2 separate regions of the Homo sapiens genome follow, and region 1 is linked to region 2. A link is a loop called in an ENCODE intact Hi-C map of the cell type or tissue named here. Cell type or tissue: K562. All regions are shown on one strand. Links, peaks and the distances in the headings refer to the core of each region. The heading gives the core; the rest is flanking DNA. Region 1 overlaps LOC105372112 (a long non-coding RNA gene). Region 2 overlaps LINC02837 (long intergenic non-protein coding RNA 2837).

Evidence for each region. Peaks named below come from ENCODE experiments on the same cell type or tissue, not always from the same donor. Only the 100,000 strongest peaks of a DNase experiment are listed, where the experiment ranks them.
Region 1: it touches region 2 in a loop (5-fold over the local background); 7 of 110 quality-filtered maps call a loop at or near these places.

The regions. Positions count from the first base shown.
Region 1 is chr18:49,720,728-49,736,039 of GRCh38, forward strand. The region is part of intron 3 of LOC105372112 (a long non-coding RNA gene); the gene reads left to right. Among named protein-coding and RNA genes, the nearest start is that of ACAA2, 85 kb to the right of the region's middle. RefSeq lists enhancers at 2,603-3,802, 5,058-5,803, 5,804-6,547. In K562, for the core only: a CTCF peak has its summit at 8,028 (motif pointing left); DNase peaks (open chromatin) are centred at 5,614 and 8,044.
Region 2 is chr18:49,504,570-49,519,881 of GRCh38, forward strand. All of the region lies in intron 2 of LINC02837 (long intergenic non-protein coding RNA 2837), which reads left to right. Among named protein-coding and RNA genes, the nearest start is that of LINC02837, 13 kb to the left of the region's middle. RefSeq lists an enhancer at 11,105-11,719. In K562, for the core only: a CTCF peak has its summit at 6,262 (motif pointing right); a DNase peak (open chromatin) is centred at 6,252; H3K27me3 peaks cover 353 bases.

The DNA.
Region 1 (15,312 bases), core at 3,309-11,308, 220 kb after region 2:
TGGCACATATACACCATGGGATACTATGCAGCCATAAAAAATGATGAGTTCATGTCCTTTGTAGGGACATGGATGAAACTGGAAACCATCATTCTCAGCAAACTATCGCAAGGACAAAAAAACCAAACACCGCATGTTCTCACTCATAGGTGGGAATTGAACAATGAGAACACATGGACACAGGAAGGGGAACATCACACACCAGGAACTGTTGTGGGGTGGGAGGCGGGGGGAGGGATAGCATTAGGAGATATACCTAATGCTAAATGACGAGTTAATGGGTGCAGCACACCAACATGGCACATGTATACATATGTAACAAACCTGCACATTGTGCACATGTACCCTAAAACTTAAAGTATAATAATAAAATTTAAAAAAATAAAAAAATAAAATAAAAATCACCCACCACCAAAAAAATAAAATAAAATAAATAAATAAAATAAAATGGGTCCTGACCCATGGCAGAGAGAGTACAGCTCATCTGCAAGTGGCCAGGCAGGTGAGTGATGGTTTTTCATTTCTCGAAGAAGAAATGAAAGAACTGAATTAAGGGTTGTAGAGAAGTCTTAACTAACAATTACAGGAACTAATCCAAAGCTGCATATACAAAACCATGTGTGGTATACTTTTTGGGAAATTTAAGGGATTTTCAAGGGTGATTTTTATTAGTTTGATTTTCTATTTCCATTCTGACTTCAGGACAAGATGCAACTCCATCATTTTCGGGAGTGACCTAAGCCAATCAGGTTGGTCTTTCAGCATTTGCTATGAGCTCTCAGAAGCTTCCAGAAGTGGGAAGTAATAAAGGCACTTTGTCCCCTTCCCCCAATTTCTCCCTGAAGTGGCATGTTACAACAAAAGCAAGTGATGGGGTTTAGGATATGTTACCCCAAAATATAGCCACTTGACATTTGGGAATGCTACAGGAGCAGAACGGTCACTCTCACCTTCTCTTACCCTTTTCCCTTGAAGCAGATCTAAGATCCTCATTCAAGAGGTACCCTCTCTATAAAAGAGCCAAAGACAGAGACACCCAGAAGAATCTGAACAGATAGGCCCTGCTAAGTTCCCCCAGTTTATTACCATTAGATCATACCCTTTTGCCCGCTAATGATACTGCCCCACGACTATCCACTCTTTATCTAACCTAAGCATAAATATACACGTCTACCTGTGTCTTTCAGTTCTCCTTTCTGAAAGCTCCTATGTCACATAAAACATTTATTTAGAAAATCTGTATGCTTTTCTTTTGTTAATCTGTGTTTTGTTATAGGGTCTTTGGTCATGAACCTAGCAATGGGTGAGAAAAAAAGTTATTATTTTCATTCCCTACACAAGTATTAGACCAAATTCTACATGAAAGCAATCAAGTGACCTGTTCTTCCAAAGTCAGGGATGTTCCCACTCACAAACATGCATCAAGTCCCTTGCATCAGATGTACACTCAGAGGGGGTGGAATAATATCATGATGGTGAGTCAGGGGCAGACCGCCCCTGCCCCACCGCCATGAAGTGGCAGACCCAAACCAGATGGATTTCACACTCTAGGCTGCACTCCAGAGGGGCTGGGTTGCTGGGCTGGCTAGCTTCTTAGACCTTGTTTTCATGGGTGGTGGGTATTGTAACATCTTTCTAGCTAACCACGTTGATCAGCATTCATTTCACCAGTGAAAATTTAGAAATTACTTCTATCATCTTGTATGATAATTCTGGAGCCCTGTGACTTAAATTTTGAAATCAAGTGGTTAGTGCTTTAAATGCTAACTAGCCACTCTCGGGATGTTGATTTAAGTCATCTTACAACTAGAAACAACCAAAATGCCCACCTTCGTGAGACTCCATAAGGAAAATTTGGTGCAATCACACAATGGAACAGTGTGCTACTGAAGTAAGCAAATAAGGAAGCTTTCCAGGAACTGGTGGAGAAACACCTGCCCCCACCCCAAGATATAGGGTTCAGGGAAAGATCAAGGTGCAGACATCTGAGGAAATAATTTGCATTCTATGGAGCTGGAGGGAAATAAGGGTTTGCATTTGTATTTGCATTTGTATTTGCTGGACAGATACGCAGGAAACTAGTAAGTTACCTCTGGGGATCAGGGTAGGAAAGAGGATTCGAAATAGGGCCAATAGGGGTAGGAGTAGAAACAAGACTTTTCACTGTAATACAGTTCATATTGTTTTGATGGTTTTACCATGTGAATGTATCACCTATTCTGAGCAAGTAAATGTATAAGCTAATTTCACACAGGTACATCATACTGTTTATACCAAAGCATTTTAAAGTAAATTGCAGCAAAGACAATAAGGCCATGGTGCTCAGCCCTGGCCTTTCTTTAAGGTAGCACTTGCCAAACCATGGGGCCGGAACTGGACATCACAGGATAAACTTACCTTGCTGGGAGACCTGGAAGGGAAACAGGCATAGATATATTCTGAGTAAAATATAGCTTTGCAGGAAAGCCTTCCTGGCTCCCTGTACACAACCAGCCGCTGACCTTCAGTTCTGTGGTGTGGGATGAGCTGTCATCAGGTGTTCTCGGATCCCAATGTTAGGTAAAGGTGGGTCCAATGGGGTTTTTAGACTTTCTACGGCAAATTTCATTTGGTGTCCAAACACCTCTGGGAAATAGGATTATCCCTTTTTGAGACAAGAAGGATCTCAAAGGGCACATAATTTGACGAAAGCAATTTGACTGAAGAACTCCCAGGTCCTCATTTTTATTCTGACACACCATCAGTGGCTAGGCTATGGGAAGAACTTGTTTATTTCTGCATTTAGTTATTTGAGACAAGAGCTATCATTGTTCTACTCTTGACTTTTTGTTTTTGTTTTTTATGTACTGCCAGTTTTCCTAAAGGATTTAAGGGAAGCTTTCACACATTAAAAAAGAAGGTCTGGGAAACACAACAGAGGAGCGAGAACTTGAAATGTGGCTCTACCCTCTCTCACAGCCGTGGCTCAAAGGCAGCCCCCGGGGGTTGCCCCGTCTTGCGGTCACTCTAGGCTTCGTGAGGGCACAGCACAGTGTGGGATGCAGGAGAAGGGCGGGCTGGCAGTGACCACATTTTTGTTTATAAGGAGAGATGGGAAAATTGCCCAGAAGTGGAGAGGTTCTTCCTTTTCCTTAGTAATTTGCAAAGAGAAACTCTGAGCCTTTTCGAGAGTGAGATGTTATCAGAAGGGAGGCGTCAGCGGACAATTGAGCATTGTTCTTTATCGGTGATTTCTCCGTCTGACTCACCTCCTCCCACATTCTCAGTCAACAGTAGTTGTCACCCTGTCAAAGTTGTGGCACCCCAGGACCACCTCTCAGTGCCATTTGCACTCTGATCTCAGTGGCTTCTATTTGTATTGACCTGATGCTCATCTAGGAACCATGATGTGGCATTTTCTTGTTTGATTCTCATCTTAACGGGAGGGAACATCAGAAAGGTGAAAGTGATGATGAGACCTAGCTCCGAGATGGAACCCTTGATTTACCCAGGATTCTGCAATTCTATTTTAAAAGAATACCAAAAGTTGCCTCACCTATATGAAATGTCATGTGTCAGGAAAGAGTGTTTCACAAAAGTTAGGCTACATGCGAAAATTCCAGCATTTTCTGTGCTTAGAACCCAGGTCAGGAAACACTGGTCAGGAGCTCTTCCTGCCCGGCCAGTGTCAGGAAGAGTCTCGGGGTTTGGTTCCATTTCCAGCTCCTTGCTGGCAGGGCCAGGTCTGATTTGCTGCTGTCCCCAATGCCAGGTACAGGCAGGTGTCTTCACAAGCATGCGACCTGTGCCGTGGTGGGCCGCACAAGCAGAAAACCCTGTGCTTGGTTTAATGCTCTGCTGTCACCAGCTTGGAATCCTGAATAATTTTATCTGTAAAATTTTTTTTTACTGTGGTAAAATGTATATAACATAAAATTTACCATTTTAATCATGTTTAAGTGTACAGTTCAGTGGCACCGAGGGACATTCACAATGTTCCACAGCCATCACTGCCATGCATCTCCAGAACTTTTTCATCACCCCAAACAGAAATGCTGTACTTATCAACCAAAAACTCCCCCATCCCCCCTTTCCCCGACCCCTGGTAACTTCTATTTTACCTCTATCTCTGCAACTTTGACTACTCTAGGAGCCTCATATAAGCAGAATCGTACAGTATTAGCCTTTGTGTCTGGCTCATTTCACTTAGCATAATGTCCTTAAGGTTCATCCATGGTGGTGCATGAATCAGAATTTATCATTCTTTTTTGTTTTTTGTTTGTTTGTTTTTTTGAGACGGAGTCTCGCTCTGTAGCCCAAGCTGGAGTGCAGTGGCACGACCTCAGCTCACTGCAAGCTCCGCCTCCCAGGTTCATGCCATTCTCCTGCCTCAGCCTCCTGAGTAGCTGGAACTACAGGCACCCACCACCAAGCCCGGCTAATTTTTTGTGTTTTTAGTAAAGACAGGGTTTCGGGTTTCGCTGTGCTAGCCAGGATGGTCTCAATCTCCTGACCTCGTGGTCCTCCCGCCTCGGCCTCCCAAAGTGCTGGGATTACAGGCGTGAGCCACCGCACCCAGCCTTATTCTTTTTTAATGCTGAATAGCATTCCATCATATGGATAGACTACAGTTAATCTATCCATTCATCTGTCAATAGACATTCAGGTTCCTTCCACCTTGTGGCTATTGTGAATAATGCTGCTATAAACATTGGTGTACAAGTTGCTATTTTTAATTATTTAAAAAAGATTATTTTAAAAATTAGTAGATAAAAACCATTAAAACCCAAGGCTGATGGGAAGAAAATGGCAAAAAAAAAAAAAAAAAAAAAAAAAAAAGGATATTGAATGGTAACATACAGGGAATATCTGTTTCTTCCTTATTCATTTATGTCAACCTTTTCATCCATAACCAGTTATCAGATACCTCATAGATTTAATAATAGCTTTAGGGGTGGAAGGAGAGGAATAAACACCCACTGAATATACCTAGTAAGAACATTTAAAAATAATTAAAGAACATTTAAAAATAATTTGAAAATATTTAAAAAGTATATCTTGGAGCAGGGGTAAGAGGGTTCATTCTACCTTCTCACTTAGCCCACCTTTCCTGGCTCAGTCTCCATCCCCAGGGGTTGGGAATTTGTGACCTGGTACAAGTTCCTGGGGGCCTGACGGGCTGAGTGCCCCCAGGAAGTTTCCAAGGGCCCTGGAAGGTTTATAGGCAAGACACCTTGGGGTCATTTCCTCCCCTCTACCATCTGGCCCCATTTGCTGTACTGAAGTGAATTCCAGTAAGATTAACACCCTTGATAAGGGAAGAGAGATGAAGAGGGAAGAGCTCTTTGACTTGGTCCTGGGAAATACACTTCTGTCTCTTGCCACCCTGGAGGGCCAGCAATAGCTGAGCTGCCAGGGAGTGGGGGTCGGGCTGTAAAGTGAGACTTCCTTCAGTCCCCCACCTCCACTTCCTTATATTAGGAATTTTAACAAAAGGAGGAACATGAAACCAGATAGTAATAATCTATCAGCCTTTCATGTTGTCCTGGGAAATCTGCTTGAGAAGCCACACACAGAGGGTGAGTCACAGGGGTCCAGCCTTGCATTGGCTGGGAGGATCTCCTGATCCCTTGGAAGAAAGCTAGTCCTGCTCCTATTGGAGGGGAGCAGACCCAAAGGCCGCAGCGATTGCCTGGCTCGGTGACGCTGGAACGCATTTCTACCACCGGGGCCTCCCAGCTTCTGCTCAGCTCCTGGCAGGCAGTGTGTGTGGCTTCTCGAAACTGTCTGTGAAGTTTGGAAGAAAGTCCTGACTAGGTTAGGAAAATAAGAAAGACAGTCCATGGCACAGCCAACAAAATCTGTGTATGAGTGTCTGCCCCGTAAAGACAGGCCACGAAGTCTGCACCTGGTTCAAATTATCCGACGCATCCCTCCCAGGGGTGGCAATTCTGATGTGACTGAAAAAGTGTGAAGGCTTCTTAATCCTGCAGAAAAATCACACTTTCCATAGTAACAGCTCATTCCTGGTTTGGATCTTAAGACTTGGGCCTGGCAGGCAGGTCAGTGCTCTGAAATCCTAGAAGGGAAGATTTACCAACTCTCCCATGGTAACTGTCTGGAAACTGACTGGCCACAGTGAGCATGGGCTCCTATCTTCTGGGTCAGGCCTCAGCCAACTCTTTTGCTCCCCTCCATCTCTGTGGGCCACCTCTCTCTGTTTCCCATGGACACGTCTTTTCCATTTTCTGGAAGCATATTTGAGAAAAAGAATCAAGAAATTATCGCTTTTTTTTTTTTTTGAGATGGAGTCTCACTCTTTTTGCCCAGGCTGGAGTGCAGTGGCGCAATCTCAGCTCACTGCAACCTCTGCCTCCGAGGTTCAAGCAATTCTCCTGCCTCAGCCTCCCGAGTAGCTAGGATTATAAGCAAGTACTACCATGCCCGGCTATTTTTTTGTATTTTTTAGTAGAGACAGGGTTTCACCATGTTGGCCAGCAGGCTGGTCTCAAACTCCTGACTTCAAGTGATCCTCCTGCCTGGGCCTCCCAAAGTGCTGGGATTACAGGTGTGAGCCACCAAGCCCAGCCGAGAAGTTTTCTCTAGCTCTGCGTGCAATGCATTCTGGGCAATATAGATCTGTTATAAGGACTTGGTGAAAGGGGGTCGGGTAGGGAGACACAATGTCCTAAAATGTAGGAGCTGGAACAATAAGAGCTGGCATTTAAAAAAAAAAAGTTTTCATAAACACCAGCCTTGGTGCCTCATTTCATTTACTCCTTACCACAAATGACTGGAGGTAGTTTCCTGATTTTATAGGTGAAGGCCGGTTAAGTAACTTGTCCCTGTCCACTTGTGTTGTAAGTGGCAGCACTGACATTCGACTCAACCCCATCTCAGCCCAGGGCCCATGTTCTATCACTAAGCTACCCACAAAAGGACTTTGGAGAGCACCTTGCTTAGAGCTCTCATTTATCCAATGCAGTGGAGGCTCCGGGGTCCCAAGGGACTCCCTCAAAGTCATGTAATTAGCTAATGAAAAAGTTGGGATGAGAAGCCAGATGCCCTGTCTCCTGCGCCAGGGTAACATGGTTGAAAGAGCTTGTGACTGTGCCCTTAGAGTCGGGGTGACCTCAGGCAAGCTGATGATCACTGAGCTGCCAAGTCGCCATCCGTAGAACCAGCATGGAAGAGACCTACCTCGTAGTTTGCAGTGAGGGTTAGATGCAAGAGTCGACGCAAAGCTCCCAGTGTTGAACCTGGTGCTTGTTGGAGATTTAACACAGTTACTATTATTTACTCTGGCAATGGTACCATCCTATTTCACTCACACAGTTTCTCCTTGTTTGCTAAGATAATAACTAAGTCTGTTTCCTCGGCTGGACAGGGGCGGAACTGGGCACAGGGCAGGCCCCTGCCGACCCTTACAGATCAGCAGAAAGAACCTCTTACTTGGCCCATGGTTTGGAGTAATAATCAAAATCCGTGCTTGGGATCCAAGAACTGGGCTGAGCCCTGGGCTGGAGCCGACCTACCATGAGGGAGATGACAATACAGTGACCAATGTCCCAGTTTACACAGGACTGAGGGGTTTCCCGGGACGTGGGCCTTTCGGTCCTCAAACCAGAACATTTCTGGAAATGGCTGGCCACATGACAGCAGCAAGTCGGGGCCAGGGTGAATACCCTTGGGCCTCGGTAGTGCGAGGAGTGGCTTCCAGAAGAGAGTTTGGGGCATCCCAGTGGCAGTGTCTGGGGCCACCCTGGAGAGTTATTTCCTGGTAAAGGTGAAGGGCTTTGGAGCAATGAAGGAATTCCTGGGAAAAGAAGCCCATGGGCCTTAAACTCCTGTGGGGCAGGGAAGCCAGGCCGCTCTTGGGCCCCTAGAGCACTGAGTTCTGATATTGAGGGTCCCAGGATTGGGGTGCTGCAGAGACTTGGGTGAACAATGTCATGAAGAGGGGGAGGCCAAATGGCCTCCACTGGGCCTTTGGTGGCAACATTCTCCTCTCAGCATAGATTCTGGGAAAGGTGAGGCTTTCTGGCGCCCCCTAGGGCCCAAAGGCTGGAGCAAGCCCGATGGGGAAAAGGCACTGCAGTTGCTCTGGGCCTTGGATGAGACTTCCTCTCATGGGCCTCCATTCCCCTATCTGTGAGACGCCTAAATTACTCAGGGACACATCTAGCTGAGACAGTGGGTGAGGCAAAGCAAAGACATTGATACTACTTTCTCTCTTTTTTTCTTTTTCTTCTTTTTTTTTTGAGATGGAGTCTTGCTTTGTCACCCAGGCTGGAGTGCAGTGGCTTGATCTCGGCTCACTGCAACCTCTGCCTCCTGGGTTGAAGCAATTCTCCTGCCTTAGCCTCCAGAGTAGCTGGGACTACAGGTGTGTGCCACCACACCTGGCTAATTTTTAGATGAGGTTTCACCGTGTTAGCCAGGATGGTCTCTATCTCCTGAGCTTGTGATCCACCTGCCTTGGCCTCCCAAAGTGCTGGGATTATAGGCATGAACCAACACACCCAGCTCACTTTCTCTTTAAACTCCGTAAGAACTGCCCCATTTCATTAAAAAAAAAAAAAAAAAAAAAAAAAAAGCCAGGTACAGTGGCTCATTCCCATAATCCTAGCTCCTAGCACTTTGGGAGGCCAGGGTGGGCAGATCACCTGAGGTCGGGAGTTCAAGACCATCCTGGCCAACATGGCGAAGCCCCGTCTCTACTAAAAATACAAAACTTAGCCAGGCATGGTGGTGCGTGTCTGTAATCCCAGCTACTTGGGAGGCTGAGGCAGGAGAATGGCTTGAATCTGGGAGGCAGAGATTGCAGTGAGCTGAGATCGTGCCACGGCCCTCCAGCCTGGATGACAGAGTGAAACTCCATCTCAAGAAAAAAAAGGGAGCAAATGGCTCATGATCATGGCCCAAGATCATGAAATCTTTGTCAGTCTGTGCAATTCAGGAACGCAGGGCAGAAAATAGTCTTGATCTGTCCTCTCTCGCCCTCAATGAGCACAATTTCCAGCTGCTTCCCTAGTGGTTTGGCAAAATAGAGCAGTCAGAAGTTTAGGAGTCCAGCTTTCAGTCTTGGCTGTGCCTGTTCCTGTTCCCAAGTGTCCTTTTCACATGTCTGAGCCTATGTCCCCATCTGTGAAGGGTGGGGGCGTGGGGCATTCCTATTTTGATTCTGTCAGAGGGTGTTGCAAGAAGCAAATATGAAAGGGCTTTGAAAAAGATAAAGTTCCACTCATACTTAAAGGATTATTGTTTACTTAATTCCTTGAAAGAAAATCACAGTGGGAACTTCCTCAGGCCCTGGAGGGTTGAGTTTTCTGGGGATAATTTCAATTTATCTGATGGGGGTTCTACACATGCCTGGCTGGTGGGGGACCCACATCTGGGAGACATACTCGCTCAGCTGCATCTCACTGTTATGTGAACGGGCCAAGTGTGGCCTCAGTGGCTTGGCCTAACATGTTCCTGTCTTGTTCATTTATTCACAGCAGGCTAGGACCATTAGCCCAAAGCCAGCCAGTGCTAAACTCAAATTCTTACATATCCAATTGCTTGGAATATCATCCAAATAAACATACAGATGGTCCCTGACTTACAATGGTTCAGTTAAAAATGTTTCAGCTCTACAATGGTGTAAAAGCACTGTGCATTCGGTACGCTCTCTGACCTTCCATGGGGTTAGACATTTTCAGCTTATGATGGGCTTGTCAGGAGGCAGCCCCATCGTAAGTTGGGGAGCATCTGTATTTCTGGCCATTTAGAGCCTACCTATTTTGCATATTCCAACATCTGCTGACCATGGATAAGACAAACCCTGTGGCTGTGAAGGACTCCACATCGCTGCTGCCCTTCAGAGCTCTTGGACCCAGGGACTCCCCACCTTGTGGAGGGACATCACCCGGACAACTCCCCTTTCTTCCCCAGGAGCTCCCCAACCCTAGCCCTACTCCCCTTCTGGGTGGTGGTCTTGCCTGCCAGCTGCAGAAGGCCCCTTGCCGGGAGGGACACACCGTCTCCTTCCACACTGTCCAAGTGCCACCGAATATAGCTTGTTGCATGTTGCTGCCTCCCATGGTCTGGTGTCTTCCTGGATCAAACCTGACATTCTCAAACTTATTGCACTCCCTCTGTCTGCTCCTTAGTCAAAAAAATCTCAGACAATTTTCCAGTGGCTCAGTGTAGGTGCTGTGTAAATAAAGCCTCCTTCACCTGGAAATTCTCCTGCGTGAGGCTGTGCTCCTCAGGGCCCGAGGCCTTTGGGATGGGCAGTGACTCCTGGAATCCAGAGGGACAGAAACCCAAATGCAAATGCCCAGGCTCCAGGCTCAGGTGACATCTGTGGTCAGACACCTGCGGCTGGAGGTGGGAATGGCCAGAGGAGCTGCTGGGGCAAAGGTAGGAACTAGGGCAGACAGGCCTTCAGGGTGCTGTTGCTGGAAGGGTGGAGCTTGGCAAGTAATCTTTCCAAGAGAGATCACTGGAGAGGGTCCCACAGAGATAAGGAGATCGAAGTCTGGGAAGCTGTGTGAAGTGACTTGCCCTGTTCACATGCTAATTACGGGCAGAGCTGGGGTGCCTGATAATGACTCTTGAACCACAGTCCCCTGCTTAAACTTGCAGGGGGCCCATTTGTACCAGAGAGTGAGTCACATGATTTGCCATGAGCACAGTACTTGCAGACTGGCCATCATCTTTATCTTACAGCTGTAAAATCAGAATATCCCATTCCCCTGGCTGCTGTGATTGGTTCCGGGTGGAAAGTATTTCAGCAGAGCTGGTGATAATCAATGCCACTTTTCCTGTACTTACTGAGAGTAAGGCACATGGTCTTTCTAGCTATGCACAAACCTGGACAGTGAGGGCCTGGACCTGCCATGCAACTCTTGCCCCACATAGAGACAGAGAATAAAGACAGCCCAGAGAATAAACACAGGAGACACAGACTGAATCCTGGTAATATTGTTTGAGCTCACAGATCAAGCTTCACCTGAAGTTCTCCCGGGACTTTTTAGTCATGAGAAATTCTTTTCATATAACGAATTTGAGTCAGATTTTCTCTCTTTGTAGCTTTGGCACTGGGGTGCCAAATCGGCCATCCCCCGGTAGTTATTTTCCACTCCTATTCTTCAGCCATGGTTCTTTTGATCGTCATGGTCATCTAATGCATCTCTTGCCAGATCCCAAAGTTCAGCCTAGTTGAATAAATATTTATTGAATTTCTACTGTATACCAAGCCCTGTGTTATGTTGTGCGAGAGAAAGATTATTAGGACATAGTTCCTGCTTTCAAGGAATTTACAGACTCAGAACATGTTATTAAGTGAACCATAAGACACAGTGATATGTGTACTTATGCAAGTCCATGCAAGGCCCAGAAACATACCTAGGAAGAAGGAATTCAGTCTGGGGAGGTGAGGGAGCTATGAAGGGGAGGGGACACTGGAGCAGGCTTCTGAATGATGAGAGTGAGGCTGGAGGCAAGACACTACTGAGCAATGACTGCTTTCCCCCAGCCTTTGTTGACCTTGCTTAGGTGACTGGCTGTTTGGCTTCCTTCGCCACAGGCTAGTTCTTGCCTGTGCACAGTGGCTCCTGTAGAGAAGCTTGAATCAGTTCCTCAGGGGATGAGCTCAGGGCCATTTGGCCATATAGGCCACCCTGGGTTTTTTAACTTGGAGAAGAGCTGAGTATTCTAAAATGCATATTTTTGGGCTTTGGCATTTGTGTTTATATACCTAAGGATTTCTATATGGAGAATAAGAAAGTATTACGTCTACTTTGTCGGGCTCAGAAAACTGAGATAGGACCAGATATGGGGAGACTTCATTAGACCCTTGATATGACCCTGGCTGAGCTGCTCAGCCTCCCTCCTGCATTCCTGCCCACCCAGCCCTGCAGCCCCTGATGCCTGGGCATTACTAAACTGTTTGCTATTCTTGGAACACATTAACCCTCTCCTCCTCCATGTCTCTGCAATGCTGCTCTCTCTCCCAGGAAGGCCTCCATTTTTTCTTTTTCCTTTTTTTTTTTTAAACAGGATCTTGCTCTGTTGCCTAGGTTGGAGTGCAGTAGTGTTATGATGGCTCACCACAGCCTCGACCTCCCAGGCTCAGGTGATCCTCCTCCCACCTCAGCCTCCCAAGTATCTGGGACTACAGGTGCACACCACCATGCCCAGCTAATTTTTTGTATGTTTTTGTAGAGATGGGGTTTCACCATGTTGCTCAGGCTGGTCTCAAACACCTGAGCTCAAGCGATCCACCCACCTCAGCCTCCCAAAGTGCTGGCATCACAGGCATGAGCCACCACACCCTGCCAGGCCTCCTCCTTGTCACCGTCACCGTGACTTCTTGTTCTCACACTTCACATAGAGGGCTACTTCTTCTGGAACCTTTTGCTCCTTCCTGGGAGACCTATGTATTCCTCCTCTTATGTTCTCACAATCCTTCATACAGTCTGTGGAGGAAAGGGGGAAGAGGGGACCTAATGACAAGAAAGTGTAAAATTGAGAAAATAGGAGGCTCTGCAGGGCCAAGCCCAGGGACACTCTGTCAGACCGAATAGTCCATTCCCCTCCCATCAGTCAACAGTGCTCAGCACTTTGCCCATTGAGGGTTCTGTTTAGAATGACATCATTTGTCCCTAGAGATGCTATCAAGGCCCTTCTGGAAGGGCCTAGCCCAAGTGGACAACCCCTGCTCAACCACCCAAACCACTCATAAGCTACCTGCTACCCCAACATCACAGTCATTATTTGATTGTGTTGTTATTGGCGGCACAGATGTCTCCTCTCTGAATTGTAAGTTCCTTGGGGCTAACTTATAGCTTATAGAGTTATTCAGCAGGCATTCAATAAATAGATGTTGAATGAGTCAGTGAGTTAGTGTGGAGAAGGAATACATTAACCCTTCCCATGGATGGAGAATGGTGATCAAAGAAGAAATTAATAATAACCAAAAACCTGGGCTCTTATCAATGTAACTATGGGCAGGTGCTCTGACCTTTGGAAGCCTTTTCTTTCTGAGGATGAGGATGGTGGGCCCTTGAGCTCAGGCTGCAAAATGTTGACCCTAAGAGCACCGACCTTTCTTACAATGGCAGGTTTTTCCAAGTGCAATCTGCTGCCTCCAGAAATGCTCTCTTAGACTGGTAACTTCCTGTTGGAACCCTGCATGGGGTGGAGAACCAGGTTCCCCTCCCCGCATCCCCTTTGTAACGCAAAGGTTTTTCTTGTCGACTTGCCCACAGTCTCACCACTGGTTAAGATGGAGTTGAACATCCCAACAAGTTCTCTTTCTACAAGACCATGTTGCCCCATCACAATACCTGAAAATCTGCAACCATTTGAAATATGCCAAGAGTACTCCACAGACTCCACTTTGCAGTCACCAGCCAAAATGCCAAGCATAGCTAGAGGAGATAAAGGGATGTCAATCAATCTTGTTGAAGATGTAAAACCAGGAAAGGGACTGGAGGCACTTCATGACACCCATTTTGGGTCAGAAGAAGAAGTGAGAGAGAAACTGGGAAATGGAAATAAAGGAAAGGGAGAGTTTGAAAGAGCTTATTATTAGAAACCAGACGGGTGAACTCTGGGGTCAGTTTCCTTCCCAGTAGCTTTTCTTGAGCCCTTCCCAGTGACAAGGTGTGGTTTTTGGCGAGGAGGCTTTCTTGGCTGTGGCACGAAAAGAAGGGATGCTGGGCTAGCAGTTTTCTGGGTCTTGGGGTTTCAAAGTCGAGAGGGCAGAAGGTTATCCTTTTGAGCTTGTGGTCGTGCACAGCTGACATCTGATGAATTGAAGCATCCAAGAGGCTTACCCTTCACCCCATGGTTGAGCCCAGAGCTATTCTCAAGAATGAGAGGAACCAGAGAAGACTTCAGTGTCAGCTGTCCAGGCCAAAGAGTTAGGAGTTTAGTTTTCTTGGTTCTGTCACTCCAAGACATTCTGGCTACAGCAACATTGTTGAAGGTGTGTCTCTGAGGTTACATATTAGAGCATCATGTGGAAAATTTAAACATATTTCTTTAAGATTTCATGAAGCAGACACTGATAATTGGCTACCCCTAAAGGCTCTCTCAACCCCAATCTCCCTTGCCATTTCTCACCATCAATGCAAGAATTGTTAAATATTTACTCCCATAGTCTTCCTCGCAGATAGGAACATGAGTCTTCCATGCAGATAGCCACATGATCCTGTTCTAACCATGAGATAGAAGCAGAAGTTGAAAGTTTTTAGAAACCTTATGCTTTCATGATGAATGAAACTGAGAGGACCAACTTGGGATTTTTCCTTCCTCCTCCCGTGTGCTATAAATACAAACATGATGGCCAGAACAGAGGCAGCCCTCGTGGTAACTATGAGGGAAAGCCAAGAAAATCACAGTGACATCTGTCCGAACATGACTGACCCATTGAATCCAGGCCAGCAACTTTCTCTCTCAGAGCTTCTTGTCTTTTTTAAAAAACTCAACATTTGAAGGTATTATCATTAAGTTTTCTGGCTTTTTTTTTTTTTTTTTGCTGCTGAGCGCAATCATAATTGATACCCAGAAAGTCTCAGTACCTTTAATATGCTAATGTGTATTTTGAATCTCCAAGAGGTGAAGAGAACATGCACCAATTCCAAACTTGTATGACTCAGATACCATTTTAAAAAAAATAATTGTTATGGGATTAGTGTTTCAGGTACACCCCTTGGGAAACTCTGCGTTAGGGGATCACAAGCCTGGTGTGATGGATGGACACTATTGGGGGGCGCCCATGTTCATGCCCTGGATAATCCCTTCCTTTGGAGTGTAAGACCTGTCACTTGCTTCTAACCATTAGAATATGGCAAAGTAGATGGGATGCCACCCCCACGATTATGTCACAAGATACAGAGAGGGAAAGAGAACAAGATATACATACGTAATACATATAGGTAGTTCCATCTTGCTAGCATGTGCTAGACAGAATCTCCTACTGGTCTTGAAGCAGTAAATTGCACCGCTGTAAACTGCCTATGGAGAGGGCCACACAGCCAGAAACTGTGTGCCCTTTAGGAGCTGAGGGCTTCAGTCATACAGCTGCAAGAACTGAATTCTACCAACAACCACAGGAGCTTCGAAGGGACCACAACTTCAGGTGAAACCACCACAGCACCGACCAACAGGGCAATTGAATTGCAGCCCCATGAGATCCTGAGCAGAATTAAGCTGTACTCAGAGTTCTGATCCATGGAAGCTAGGAGATAATCAATGTGTGTGTTGTTTTAAACACTAAGTTTGTGGTCATTGTTACACAGCAATAGAAAACTAGTATACCCAGGAAAGGGCCGGCTC
Region 2 (15,312 bases), core at 3,106-11,105:
TGATCCGCCCACCTCGACCTTCCAAAGTGCTGGGATTACAGGCATGAGCAACTGTGCCTGGCAGAAGACATAGTTCTTGTCTGTTTTTTTTTCCTCTAGTGCCTAGAATAATTTTTTTGTTTATGATAAGTTCTCAACAAATATTTCTTGAATTACAACATAATACTGGAAGTCCTAGCCAGAGCAATTAGGCAAAAGAAAGAAAAAAGGACATTCAATTTGAAAAGAAGGAAGTAAAATAGTCCCTGTTTACAGATGACATGATTTTATATATAGAAAAATCAGGCCGGACGCAGTGGCTCATGCCTGTAATCCCAGCACTTTGGGTGGTAGAGGATGGTGGATCACTTGAGGTCAGGAGTTTGAGACTAGACTGGTCAACATCGCGAAACCCTGTCTCTACTAAAAATACAAAAAAATTAGCTGGGCGTGGTGGTGCATGCCTGTAATCCCAGTTACTCAGGAGGCTGAGGTAGGAAAATCACTTGAACCTGGGAGGTGGGGGTTGCAGAGAGCCGAGATCACACCACCACACTCCAGCCTGGGCAACAGAGCAAGACTCTGTCTCAAAAAACGAGAAAAATATAAAGACTCTACTCAATAAGTCTCAGAACTAATAAGTGAATTTAGTAAAGTTGCAGGATACAAAATCAGTATTCAAAAACAAGTAGCATTTCTAGACACAAACAAGAAAAGAAATCAAGATGGCACAATGGTGTACGTCTGTAATCCCAGCTACTCGGGAGGCTGAGGCAGGCAGATTGCTTGAGCCCAGTAGTTCAGACCAGCTTGGGCAACATAGCAAGACTCCCATCTCAAAAAAAAGAAAAAAAATTTAAAAGGTAATCCCATTTACCATAGTTACACCCCAACCCCCCCCAAAAAAGCCCCAAACCCTAAGAATATTTTTTTTTTTTTGAGATGGAGTTTTGCAATTGTTGCCCAGGCTGGAGTGCAATGGTGCAATCTCAGCTCACTGCAACCTCCGCCTCCTGGGTTCAAGTGATTCTCCTGCCTCAGTCTCCCAAGTAGCTGGGATTATACCTGCCACCATGCCTGGCTAATTTTTGTATTTTTACTGGAGACAGGGTTTCACCATGTTGGCCAGGATGGTCTTGATCTCTTTACCTCATGATTCGCCTGCCTTGGCCTCCCAAAATGCTGGGATATCAGGCGTGAACCGCTGCGCTCGACCTAATTTTTGTATTTATTTATTTATTTATTTTGAGATGGAGTCTTGCTCTTTGCCCAGGCTGGAGTGCTGTGGCATGATCTTGGCTCACTGCAAGCTCCGCCTCCCGGGTTCACGCCATTCTCCTGCCTCAGCCTCCCAAGTAGCTGGGACTACAGGCGCCCACATGATGCCCAGCTAATTTTTTTTTTTTTTTTTTGTATTTTTAGTAGAGACAGGGTTTCACCATGTTGGCCAGGATGGTCTTGATCTCCTGACCTCGTGATCTGCCCGCCTCGGCCTCCCAAAGTGCTGAGATTACAGGCGAGAGCCACTGCACCAGGCCAATTTTTGTATGTTTTAGTAGAGATGGAGTTTCACCATGTTGGCCAGGCTGGTCTCTAACTCCTGACCTCAGGTGATCCGCCCACCTCGGCCTCCCAAAGTGCTAGGATTACAGGTGTGAGCCACCAAGCCTGGCCCCTAAGAATAAATTTAACCAAGGAAGTAAGAAAATATCTGCAAGGCAAACTAAAGAACACCAATGAAAGAAATGGAAGAGAACATGAATTGGAAGATGCCGGGCGCGGTGGCTCACGCCTGCAATCCCAGCACTTTGGGAAGCCAAGGGGGCGTGGATCACCTGAGGTCAGGAGTTCAAGACCAGCCTGGCCAACATGGTGAAACTGTCTCTACTAAAAATACAAAAAGATTACCCGGGCATGGTTGTGCATGCCTGTTAATCCCAGCTACTCAGGAGGCTGAGGCAGGAGAATTGCTTGAATCCAGGAGGCAGACGTTGCAGTGAGCTAAGATCATGCCACTGCACTCCAGCCTGGGACGATGGAGCGAGACTCCATCTCAAAAAAGAAAATAAATAAATAAATAAATAAATAAAATATATAAATAAATAAATTGAAAGACATCCCATGCTCATGGGTCGGAATAACTAATATTGTTAAAATAACCATACTACCCAAAGCAATCTACAGATTCAACTAAAATCTCTATCAAAATACTGATGACATTCTTCACAGAAAAACAATCCTAAAATTTGTACCAAACCACAAAGGACTGTATAGCCAAAGGAATCCTGTGCAAAAAGTACAAAGCTGGAGGCATGAGCAAAAAGTACAAAGCTGGAGGCATGATGCTACAAGACTTTAAAATATACTACAAAGCTATAGTAACAGCATGGTACTGGCATAAAAACAGACACATAAACCAATGGAACAGAATAGAGAACCCAGAAGTAAATTCATGTAACTATAGCCAACTGATTTTTGACCAAGATGCCAAGAACACTCATTGAGCAAAGGGTGATCACTTCAATAAATGATTCTGGTTATTTTTATGCAGAAAAATTAAACTAGAACCCCACCTCTCACGCTATACAAAAATCAACTGAAAATGCATCAAAGACCTAAATGTAAGATTTAAAACTATAAAACTACTAGGAGACGGTCAGGTGCAGTGGCTCACGCTTGTAATCCTAGCACTTTGGGAGGCCGAGGCAGGTGGATCACACGTGAGGTCAGGAGTTCAAGACCAGCCTGGCCAACATGGTGAAACCCCATTTCTACCAAATACAAAAAATTAGCCAGGTGTGGTGGTGGGCTCCTGTAATCCCAGCTACTTGGGAGGCTGAGGCAGGAGAATCACTTGAACCTGGGGGGCGGAGGTTGCAGTGAGCCGAGATTGCACCACTTCACTCCAGCCTGGGCAAAAAAGCAAAACTGCATCTCAAAACAAACAAAAACAAAAACAGAAACAAACAAAAAACAAAACTACTAGGAGAAAACATAGGACAAACACTTGAGGACATTGGCTTGGGAAAATATTTTATGAGTAAGACCTCAAAAGCAACAAAAGCAGAAAAAGCAAAAATAAACAAATGGGATGATATCAAACTAAAAAGCTTCAGCACAGCAAAGAAAACAGTCAACACAGTGAAAAGACAACTTAAAGAATGGGAGAAAGTATTTTCAAACTATTTATCTAACAGGGAATTAATATCTAGAATACGCAAGGAACTCAAACATCTCAACAGCAAAAAATCAAACAATCTAATTAAAAAGTGGGTGAATGACCTGAACAGACATTTCTTAAAAGAAGATGTACATATGGCAAATAAATAGATGAAAAAATGCTCAACATCACTAATCATCAGGGAAATGCAAATTAAAACCACAACGAGGTATCATCTCTTCCCAGTTAGAACTGCTATTATCAAAAAGACAAAAGCTAACAAATGCTAGCAAGTATGTAGAGAAAAGAGAATTCTTATGCACTGCTGCTGGGAATGTAAACTAGTATGGCCACTATGGAGAACTGTATGGAGGATCCTTAAAAAACTACAAATAGAACTATCATATGATCCAGCAATTCCACTACTGGGCATTTACCCAAAGGAAAGGAGATCAGTATATTGAAGAAACCTCTGCATCCTCATGTTTATTGCAGCAATATTTGCACTAGCCAAGATATGGAAATGACATAGGTGTTTAACAACAGATGAATGTATAAAGAAATCGTGATATAAATACAAAATGGAATACTATTCGGCCATAAAAGTGAATGAAATTCTGTCATTTGCGGCAACATGGCTGGAACTGGAGGACATTATGTTAAGTGAAATAAGCCAGATGCCAGGCGCGGTGGCTCACGCCTGTAATCCCAGCACTTTGGGAGGCTGAGGTGGGCAGATCACCTGAGGTCAGGAGTTCAAGACCAGCCTGGCCAACATGTTGAAACCCCATCTCTACTAAAAATACAAAAAGTAGCTGGTCATGATGGCGGTCGCCTGTAATCCCAGCTACTCAGGAGGCTGAGGCAGGAGAATTGCTTGAATCCAGGAGTGAGAGGTTGCGGTGGGCTGAGATCGCACCATTGCACTCCAGCCTGGGTGACGAGCAAAACTCCATCTCCAAAAAAAAAAAAAAAACAAAAAAAAACCAACCAGAACAGCAGGTTAAATCCTGCACATTCTCATTCATGTGTGGAAGCTAAAAAGTTTATCTCATAGAAGTAAAAAGTAGAACAGAGGATACTAGAAGCTGGAAGGGTAGGGAAAGGGATAGGGAGAGATTTGCTAAAGGATACAAAATTACAGCTAGATAAGAGGAATAAGGTTTAATGTTCTCTACCACTGTAGGATGACTATAGTTAACAATAATATATAGTTTCAAATAGCTAGAGGGAGGATATTGAATGTTCCCAACACAAAGAAATGATAAATGTTTGAGATCATGGGTATGTGAATTACCTTGATCTATCCGATCACTATACATGATGTGTATCAAAACATCATTATGTACCCCATAAATATGTATAATTATTATGTGTTAATTAAAAAAATTTTTAAAATAGTCAAATTAATCACACACACAAGGGAAAATTCTACAGACAAAAATCTCCAAAGTCCAGGGCTGTCTCTTGCTTGCAATGGAGAATCTGACACTAGTTGTTTCCTCCATGATCCCTGCTCCCGATGGTGGTCTTCTTCTATGATTTCAGGTCTCACCGGGCTCTAGTAGCTCCATCTTCTCCTTTCCTCCTCTATCCAAGGGAAGGTGACCAGTCTTTGTTTGTTTGCTCCCTTAACTCTATCTATGCCTCTACTGGGAGTCCCTTCATTAGGGTTTTTTTCACTTGAGCTACACTTGGCGAATTCTGTTTCCAGCTGGGACCCTGGGTGATGGACAGAGTCAGGAGTAACCACCATGCCCTGGCAATAAATGATGGTTCAGCTGCGTGAGCATTGTCTATATGTGCAGTCAGCCGCTTCCCCGTCCTCCTCTTCACCATGTTCCATTTCTTTTCAACGTGCTAACTCCTTTGTACTAACAATTATTAAAGAGTTGATTTGCTCTACATACCCAGTGACAAATACTCTTCTAAAAACTTGAAGGGGACAATGAGACTGGGATTAACATACCTATGTAGAGTCGGCAATGCAGTTAGATACGATTCGTGCCTGGATATCTGACTTCATTTCTAAAATTCCACCAGTGACTAATTATGTTAGAGTTGCCTCCTTCCATCTTTCCTCTTGTAAAATTCATCTATTTCTGGAATGAATATTAATATTTATTGAATGCTTTTTTTTTTTTTTGAGACAGAGTCTCACTCTATCTCCCAGTCTGGAGTGCAGTGGCATGATCTCGGCTCACTGCAAACTTCGCCTCCCAGGCTCAAGAGATTCAAGTGCCTCAGCCTCCCAAGTAGCTGGAATTACAAGTGCACGCCAGCATGCCCGGCTAATTTTTGTATTTTTTTTTTTTAAGTAGAAACAGGGTTTCGCCATGTTGGCCAGACTGGTTTCGAACTCCTGACTTCAAGTGATTCGCCCTCCTTGGCCTCCCAAAGTGCTGGGATTACAGGCATGAGCCACTGCACCCGGCCTGAATGCTTATTTTATGTGAGTTACTTCGCATTTGTTAAATCAAATAATCTTTACAACGCAATTTTTGTGTTACGAGAAAGGTTAACTAACCCAGTAAATGGCAGACCTGGAGCAGGACGGAACCCCAGGCCTCCTGGCATGAATCCTTTGTGTTCCTGGGGAGAGGAATACATTCAGTCTCACGCTTCTTAGTGTCAATGAATATTTTAGGTAATGGAAAGTAATTCTGGAGCCCAGAGAGAAGATAGGATGGAACGATGATAAAGGGGAAGACACGAAAATACAGCTAATTATTTAGTGAGCATCTACTTGCATGTTGAGCACTGGGTATGGTTCCTCCCACATATTTCCCAGAATCACTTTGTAAGGAGGATTGTACGACCCACGTTTTACAGAGGATGAACTTGGGGCTCAGGGAAGTTTGGTAGTTTGCCCAAGGCCCTACAGGCAGTAAGTGGTTGGGGATGCATTATGCATAGAGCTAGGTGAGCCTGACACTGTTTGCTTTCTTTCCATTACACCTGCCTGTCATGGGAGAGAATTTCAGAAAAGGGATACCAAAATTATGGGAAAACTTGTCTTGGATATTGCCAAGGGTTAGTCCGGAAAGAAGCCCTAAATACTACTATTCACAAAAACTTCATTTCTGTGGTGGAGTGGCTGAGGGACACCATGGGCCACTAGATGGCACCAGTTCAGCGTCGGAAGAAGCTTTCCCCCATCATTTTTGTGGGCAAAGGGTGCGTGGAGCACCCTGTCCCTGCTCCCCAGGGTGGCACAAGAGAATGAGTACCAGCAGGTGAATGCCGCAGGGGCCATCTTGGAGTCTGTCTGACATACGTCTCTGAGGTGGGCAATTTTTTTTTCTTTTAAGACCCAGGTGCAAGTGATTCTTTTGCCTCGGCCTCCTAAGTAGCTGGGATTACAGGCATGTGCCACCATGCCCGGCTAATTTTTTGTATATATATATAAAAAAATTTTTTTTGAGACGGAGTCTCACTCTGTCGTGCAGGCTGGAGTGCAGTGGCATGATCTCGGCTCACTGCAACCTCTGCCTCCATGGGTTCAAGCGATTCTCCTGCCTCAATGTCCCAAGTAGTTGGGATTAAAGGAGCCCGCCACCACGCTGGTTAATTTTTGTATTTATTTATTTATGAGACGAAGTCTCGCTCAGTCACCAGGCTGGAGTGCAGCGGCATGACCTCGGCTCACTGCAACCTCTGCTTCTTGGGTTCAAGTGATTCTCCTGCCTCAGCTTCCCAAGAAGCTGGGACTATAGATGCGTGCCACCACACCCAGCTAATTTTTGTATTTTTTGTAGAGACGAGGTTTCACCATGTTGGCCAGCATGGTCTTGATCTCTTGATCTCATGATTTGCCTGCCTCAGCCTCCCAAAGTGCTGGGATTATAGGCATGAGCCACTGCGCCCGACCTAATTTTTGTATTTTTTAGTAGAGATGGGGTTTCACCATGTTGGCCAGGCTGGTCTTTAATTCCTGACCTCAAATGATCTTCCCACCTCGGCCTCCCAAAGTGCTGGGATTACAGGCCTGAGCCACTGCGCCCAGCCCAGTTTTTGTATTTTTTGGTAGAGAGGGGGTTTCTCCATGTTGGCCAGGTTGATCTTGAACTCCTAACCTCAAGTGATCTGCTTGCCCCAGCCACCCGAAGTGCTGGGATTACAGGCGTGAGCCACCACGGCTGGCCTGGAGTGGGCATTTCTATTCCCTTTACACAGGTGAGGGAAATGAAGATAAGCAATACTGAGTAACTTGCCAAGGGTACTTAGGCATAAAGTTGTAGACAAGGGATTTCAAACCAGGCCTGTCCGATTTGCAGCTTGTAATTAGTGTATTACTAGGTAGATTGGGAATGTTTGGCCTGGAACAGAAAAGACCCTGGAGTGGGATCCACGTTGACAGTCTTCTGGGACTTGGATCACAGCATGGATGAGGGTGCAGAACTAAATCCAATAGGTGGGAATTATCAGGGGTAGATTTTTCTTTTTCTTTTTTTAAACGAAGTCTCACTCTGTCTCCCAGGCTGAAGTGCAGTGGCATGATCCCAGCTCACTGCAACTTCCACCTCCTGGGTTCAAGAGATTCTCCTGCCTCAGCCTCCCGAGTAGCTGGGATTATAGGCGCCTGCCACCACGCCCAGCTAAATTTTGTATTTTTAGTAGAGACAGGGTTTCACCATGTTGGCCAGGCTGGTCTTGAACTCTTAACTGATCCACCTGCCTCAGCCTCCCAAAGCACTGGGATTACAGACGTGAGCCACTGCACCTGGCCAGGAGTAGATTTTTTTAAAAAGTTAATACATGATAAGATTTTGCTGGGCATGGTGGTTTATGCCTGTAACCCCAGCACTTTGGGAGGCTGAGGCAGGAGGATCGCTTAAGCCCAGGAGTTGGAGACTAGCCTGGGCAATGTAGCGAGATCCCATCATTACAAAAAATAATAATAATAAAAATAGCCAGGTTTGTTGGCCCGTGTTTATGGTTCCAACTGCTCTGGAGGCCGAGGTGAGAGAATCGCTGAGCCTGGAAATCAACGCTACAGTGAGCCACGATCACACCACTGCACTCCAGCCTGGGCACCAGAGCGAGACCCTGTCTCAAAAAAAAAAAGATTATATTTAACTAGTTAAGAAGAAAACTGGACAATCCAGGCCAGGTGTGGTGGCTCATGCTTGTAATACCAGCACTTTGGGAGGCCAAGGCTGGTGAAATCCTGTCTCTACTAAAAATATAAAATTAGCCAGGCATGGTGGCATGCACTTGTAATCCCAGTTACTTTGGAGGCTGAGGCAGGAGAATCACCTGAACTCGGGAAGCAGAGGTTGCAGTGAGCTGAGATCATGCCACCGCATACCAGCCGGGGTGACAGAGTGAGACTGTGTCTCAAAAAACAATAAAACAAAACAAAACAAAAACAAAGGACAATCCAGGCCAGGTGCGGTGGCTCATGCCTGTAATTCCAGCACTTTGGGAGGCCCAGGTGCGTGGATCGCCTGAGGTCAAGAGTTAGAGACCAGCCTGGCCAAGATGGTGAAACCCTGTCTCTACTAAAAATATAAAAATTAGCCAGGTGTGGTGGCGCGTGCCTGTCATCCCAGCTACTCAGGAGGCTGAGGCAGGAGAATTGCTTGAACCCAGGAGGAGGAGATTGCAGTGAGCCGAGATTGTGCCATGCACTCGAGCCTGGGTGACAGAGGGAGACTCAAAAAAAAAGGACAATCCAAAGAAGATTGGGAATATTAAAATAAAGGTGTAGTGGAGGTGAAACTTTTTTTTTCTTTTGAGACGGAGTCTGGCTCTGTAGCACAGGCTGGAGTGCAGTGGTGCAATCTTGGCTCACTGCAACCTCCACCTCCTGGGTTCAAGCAATTATCCTGCCTCAGCCTCCCTAGTAGCTGGGATTACAGGCACGTGGTCATAATCCACCATGCCTGGGTAATTTTTGTATTTTTAGTAGAGACAGGGTTTCACCATGTTGGTCAGGCTGGTGTTGAACTCCTGACCTCAGGTGATCCACCTGCCTCAACTTCCCAAAGTGGTGGGATTACAGGCGTGAGCCACCACATCCAGCCTAAAACAGGTTTTTCCTTAATGGTGGTGGTGGTGAAGTGGGAGAATTGTCACTCCACTGGATGGAGTTTGTTTGCATGTGTTTAAATGATAATTATTTTCCTTTTTTTTTTTTGTGATATGGACTCTTGCTCTGTCACTCAAGCTGGAGTGAAATGGTGTGATGTCAGCTCACTGCAACCTCTGCCTCCCAGGTTCAAGCAAGTCTCGTGCCTCAGCCTCCTGAGTAGCTGTTATTACAGGTGCCTGCCACCACACCCGGCTAATTTTTGTATTTTTAGTACAGTCGAGGTTTCACCATGTTGGCCAGGCTGGTCTTGAACTCCTGACCTCAACTGATCCATCCGCCTTGGCCTCCCGAAATGCTGGGATTACAGGTGTGAGCTACTGTGCCCAGCCTATTTTCCGTTGTTATAATTTGTCTGTAACTTATAAAATCGTAAAATAGGCTGGGTACAGTGGCTCACGCCTGTAATCTTAGCACTTTGGGAGGCCGAGGCGGGCGGATCACCTGAGGTCAGGAGTTCAAGACCAGCCTGGCCAACATGACAAAAAACCCCATCTCTACTAAAAATGCAAAAATTAGCCGGGTGTTGTAGCTGGCACCTGTAATCCCAGCTACTCGGGAGGCTGAGACAGGGAGAATTGCTTGAACCTGGGAGGCAGAAGTTGCAATGAGCTGAGATGGTGCCACTGCACTCCAGCCTGGGCAACAGAGTGAGACTTCATCTCAAAAAAAAAAAAAAAAAAAAAAAAAAAAAAAAGCAGAGGGTCTGGATTTCTAGATAATATGAAGGGAGGACATTGCAAAACCCAGCAGCAGCGGAAAGAAATATCCTGGAGGAAGTTGAACTTTACCCTGCTTGGGAATCTATCCAGGTCTGAAGCCCCTCTACCGAGGTCCCCAGAATGTTCCCCGCTTTCCCCACTGAGTCTGCTGGGGAGTAAAGTCCAAGATGACAGCTCAGTTGTTCCCACGTGGCAGTGTCCTCTGAGGGATCCAAATAAACCTGGAGTTTTATTATCCTGACTGTGCCGATAAGGAGACTGGCCGACCTAGGCAGAGAAAGTGGAGGCCACTGTCCGGTATCTCTTGGCAGGTCACACTCATTCCTTTTCTGTTCACATCAGCTGGGCTTGTAACAGCTCCCAGTGATAGCGTATCCAGGCTGGTCACCCGACGGTGGAGTCTTGTCCATTTGGAAGGCCCAGACCAATGACTGAAGTAAACTACTCACCCCACAATTTACTGCTCCTAGAACAAATTGCTTGTCTTGGTGATAATTCTCTTGTGTATGGCTGAAACTATCAGCTCTGGGATAATGTGCATAACTTTGCATGGATTGATAAAGCTCCATTTATTTATTTGGCTAAACAGAGTTATTACACTATTACTTCTTCTATGAGTTTCTGACATAAAGTCAGACAAACTCAAATGCAAGCTTATTTATTTATTTATTTATTTATTTATTTATTTATTTATTTATTTATTTTTGAGACTGAGTCTTGCTCTGTTGCCCAGGCTGGAGTACAGTGGCGCAATCTCGGCTCACTGCAAGCTCCACCTCCCAAGTTCAAGTGATTCTCCTGCCTCAGCCTCCCGCATAGCTGGGATTACAGATGGGCACCACCACGCTCGGCTAATTTTTGTATTTTTTAGTAGAGACAGGGCTTCGCCATGTTGGCCAGGCTGGTCTCGAACTCCTGACCTCAAGCGATTTGCCCAATTTGGTCTCCCAAAGTGCTGGGATTATGGGCATGAGCCACCATGCCCGGCCTCAAATGCAAGCTTTTCTATCATCATACTAATCCTGCTGAATGAATTTGGAGCTCAATTCCTATGGGGGGGCAAGAGCCTAGAGGTCAAAGCTGTCCTCTTGAATCCTGGTGTCGTTGATGCGTGCATAAGGCTTTGCTTGTTCATACTCTCTCAGGCAGAAGTGTAATTTGAGGAAAATGTAGTGTGCATGTGTGTGTGTGCACATGCACATGTGTGCATACATGTCCTATAAGAATGAGAATGGGTGCCCACTTTTCTTGGCTCCTCTCCCTTGTGCCTCTGGGCCTTTCTGCCTGAATGCACTTGCCTGGAAATCCTTGTCGATCTCTCTCATTCAATGACCAGAGCACCAACTATGGAGTTTGGAAACCTGGCTCCAGCCCTGATTCTGGCATTGACATGCTGCATAACATTGGTGAAAGCAACTGGCCTCTTTGAACATCCCTTCCTGGTGTGTGGCAGGAAACATTTGGTTTCCTTGAACTGAACCCGCCTGACAATGGGAAGATTTGCCTGAACCACCTCCCCTGCTGGGTAGCTATAGGGATTAAATGATGTAACAGAAGGTAAAGCAGGATTATTTTTTAAACTTTTATCTATTTTTAATGCCCTCCTATGTATCTTCAAGGCCAGAGCCTTCTGAGACACTCCAGCCCACGGTGACTGCTCTCCTCTTATCTGTCACTTCTTTAGCCTTATACTGCTTTGCTTATTATGATCTATTTATGTGTTGCGCTTTATCCACTTGTCTTGTCCATAAGCTCTTTTTCTGCCCTTTTGAATCTTTTCAGTGGCTAGTGTGCTGCCTTCATCATAACTGATTTCAGTATGTCTTTCCAGATTGACTACTTAATTGAATTTGGAATATGGGGAAGGAGACTTAGTGTAAAGGGACCACCCAATACAAGGTCTGAGATTATTTTATGCCATATTTCATGGTGGAATAAGGAATGAATAACACAATCTGAATGAATAATGCAGTGTATCATGAGTTGGGAAGGGAGAAAAAAAAGAGTATTTGTACATGTCATTTTTTCTTTCTTTCTTTTTTTGTTTTTTTGAGATGGAGTCTTGCTCTGTTACCCAGGCTGCAGTGTAGTGGCGTGATCTCGGCTCACTGCAACCTCTCCCTCCTGGGGTCAAGCGATTCTTCTGCCTCAGCCACGCAAGTAGCTGGGATTATAGGAGCACGCCACCGCACCTGGCTAAATTTTTGTATTTTTAGTAGAGATGGGGTTTCACCGTGGTGGCCAGGCTGGTTTCAAACTCCTGACCTCAAATGATCCGCCTGCCTCAGCCTCCCAAAGTGCTGGGAATACAGGCATGAGCCACTGCGCCCGGTATATACATGTCATTTTCAATCATTTTGACCTGAATCACCTGGTTTTATCTGGTCAATGAAAGCAGAGGACAATGGTCAAACTTACTATTTGGGTCTTTTGAGACAAAGTAACCAGCTGATCGACTGTCTTTTCTGCTCAGCAGAACTTGCTGGCCCTGGAAGCCATGAGGAGTAACTGAACTGAGGCGAATAGGCTCATAGCTGGGGAGGAAACAGCAACATAGCAACATTTTTACTTTTGCCTTATTGGTGTAACCTTGTTCACAAGGAAGACATGGAAGGGAAAGGACTTGGAGAGTGAGAGAGGAAACAGAAAAGAAAGATTGTGAGGAAGGGCCAGGAGGAAGCAAATAGAGCTTCCAGTTCATGCTTGGGGAGTACTCAAAGTGTCCATGGGAGAGCTACGGGTGGTTGCTTCATATGCAGGGAGAGGCCTGGCCAGACCCACCTTCCTCCCAGCTCTGACCCCAGAGTGAGGTCAGTGTCCAGTTTCCACGTGAACGATTTGCAGACCCCACCCTTTCCCCAGCAGGTAGCAAAGGCCACCTCACTTGTGTCTATGCACAAGCCTGGGCTCAGAGATTCTCTCAAGCCCTAGTGTCAGTGCTCTCCAGATCAAGAGGACCAACAGAGTATATATCTATAGAGAAGTTTATTTTAAGGCATTGGCTCACGTGATGATGGAGGCTGGCAAGTCCAAAATCTGCAGGGTAGGCCTGCAGCCTGGAAACCCAGTGAAGAATTGCAGTTTGAGTCCAAAGGCAGTCTGCTGGCAGAATTCCTTCTTGCCCCTGAGCAAGAAGGAATTATTTTCTATGCAGGCCTTCCACTGATTGGATGAGGCCCACCCATTCAATGGAGGGTCATCTAATTTACTCAAAGCCTATTGATTTAAATTTAATCTCATTCCAGCACTTTGGGAGGTGGAGGTGGGTGGATCACTTGAGGTCAGGAGTTCGAGACCAGCCTGGGCAACATGGTGAAGCCCTGTCTCTACTAAAAATACTAAAAAAAAAAAAAAAAAAAAAAAAAAATTAGTTGTGCGTGGTGGCACATGCCTGTTATCCCAGCTACTTGGGAGGCTGAGGCAGGAGAATTGCTTGAACATGGGAGGTGGAGGTTGCAGTGAGCCGAGATTACACCACTGCACTCCAGCCTGAGCAACAATAGTGAAATTCCATCTCAAAACAAAACAAAAAAACTCCCCAAAAATACTTTCGAAGAAACATCTGGAATAATGTTTCACCAACTATCTGGGTACCGTGGCTCACCAAGTTGGCACATGAAGTTAACCATCCCATCTGGAAAGGGAAGATGGCTCCGTGGCAGAGCTGACTTTGGAGGGAGGACAGCAACTACTGCTTTCCCCTCCTTCTCCTTTTTTAACATTATTCACTTATTTACACTTTCAAACAGGAATACAGGCACATAGTAAATAATTTAAAAAGTCTAGAAAGGTAGAAGGTGAAAAGTGAGTCTCCCTTCCACTCCTGATCTGTTTCTTGGGAATTCTTTCAGAGAGATAATACAAATCTATAAGCATTTTCCCTTTAAAAGCATAAAACATAACATATTCCACATATACGTTTCATGCTTTTCTATGCCTTGCTTTTTTCTTTACTTAGCAAAGAAAAAGTGGAGTTTTTTCTATATCGGTCCACATTGATCTACTACATTCTTTTTTTTTCTTTTTCTTATTTTTTTGAGATGGAGTCTCACTCTGTCGCCCAGGCTGGAGTGCAGTGGCCCAATCTCGGCTCACTGCAACCTCCACCTCCCAGGTTCAAATAATTCTCCCTCCCTCAGCCTCCTGAGTAGCTGGGACTACAGGAGGCTGCCACCACACCCGGCTAATTTTTGTATTTTTAGTAGAGACAGAGTTTTGCCGTATTGGCCAGGCTGGTCTCGAACTCCTGACCTCAGGTGACCCGTCCACCTTGGCCTCCCAAAGTGCTGGGATTACAGGCATGAGCCACGGCACCCGGCCTCTACCACATTCTTTTCAATGGCCACATAGTATTCCCCAGTATGTTTCAGCGGTCTCCCAGGGATGCACACGTAGGTTGCCTCCAACCTTTTGCTCCTACACACACCTCGCTGCAACAACTGTGCTTGCACATCTGTTTTCGAAGCTGCCCTTTTCTTGCTTACACCCATGACTTCCTGAATGTATTCTTCAGATGAGCTTAATAATGTTTTTCTGACTTATCCCCCATCACTTCTGGTCTCTCCTGCCTCCATTCATCCTTTTTAAGCTGAGCGACTGCCTCTGCTGCAGGCTAACGTGCTCCCTCCAGTAAGAAGTTAATCTCCCCCTGGTTTCCTGAGACTCTCCCGAACTGGACAGCGTCTGTTTATCCCACCCCAATTGTGGCTCTTTAGATTCAGCTGGAATTGCCCATTGTTGAAGAGAGCCTGTATATTTTTCTAAGCTAATTTCACAGGCAGCAGCATTCAAATTCAAATTTCCCCTGGCACTTGGCTGCAGTCAGTCAAAGTGACCAAGGAGAATAAATTGTAGCCAGACAGGTCTCACAATCCTCTTGCCTGGTGGAGGGCTTTATTGGCTGCAAATCCCACCACCAGGCAGGGAGACGTCCTCATCACTCCATGACAGGTCCTGGGGCAGGCCGTGATAGATGGTGAAGGTCAGGTCACCTCTAGGCCCTGGAAAAAGTTCTGACTCCCAAGTGCCTGGAGAGTGTAACAAAGACAGGGGCAGCAGGAGCTGGAAGAGGTTACAGAGATCATGTCACCCAACACTGCTTTTCAATAGATGAGGACCCGGACTTAGTTTGCTAAAAACCAGTTATGAGCTGCATCTATCAGACCAGTGGCCCTAACCCTTTAACAGACCTCTTAGAGAATCTGATGCAATGAGGCCCTTCTTCCCTGTAAACTGAATATGCATACCCATGCAATGTTTTGGATGCATTGTGTGTTTTGGTTGGGGTGGTGTGGGGAGAGGGTATTCTGGGTTAAGTCACGTAAGCTCATGCCTGTGGAAGATTTTCTCTCAAAGGG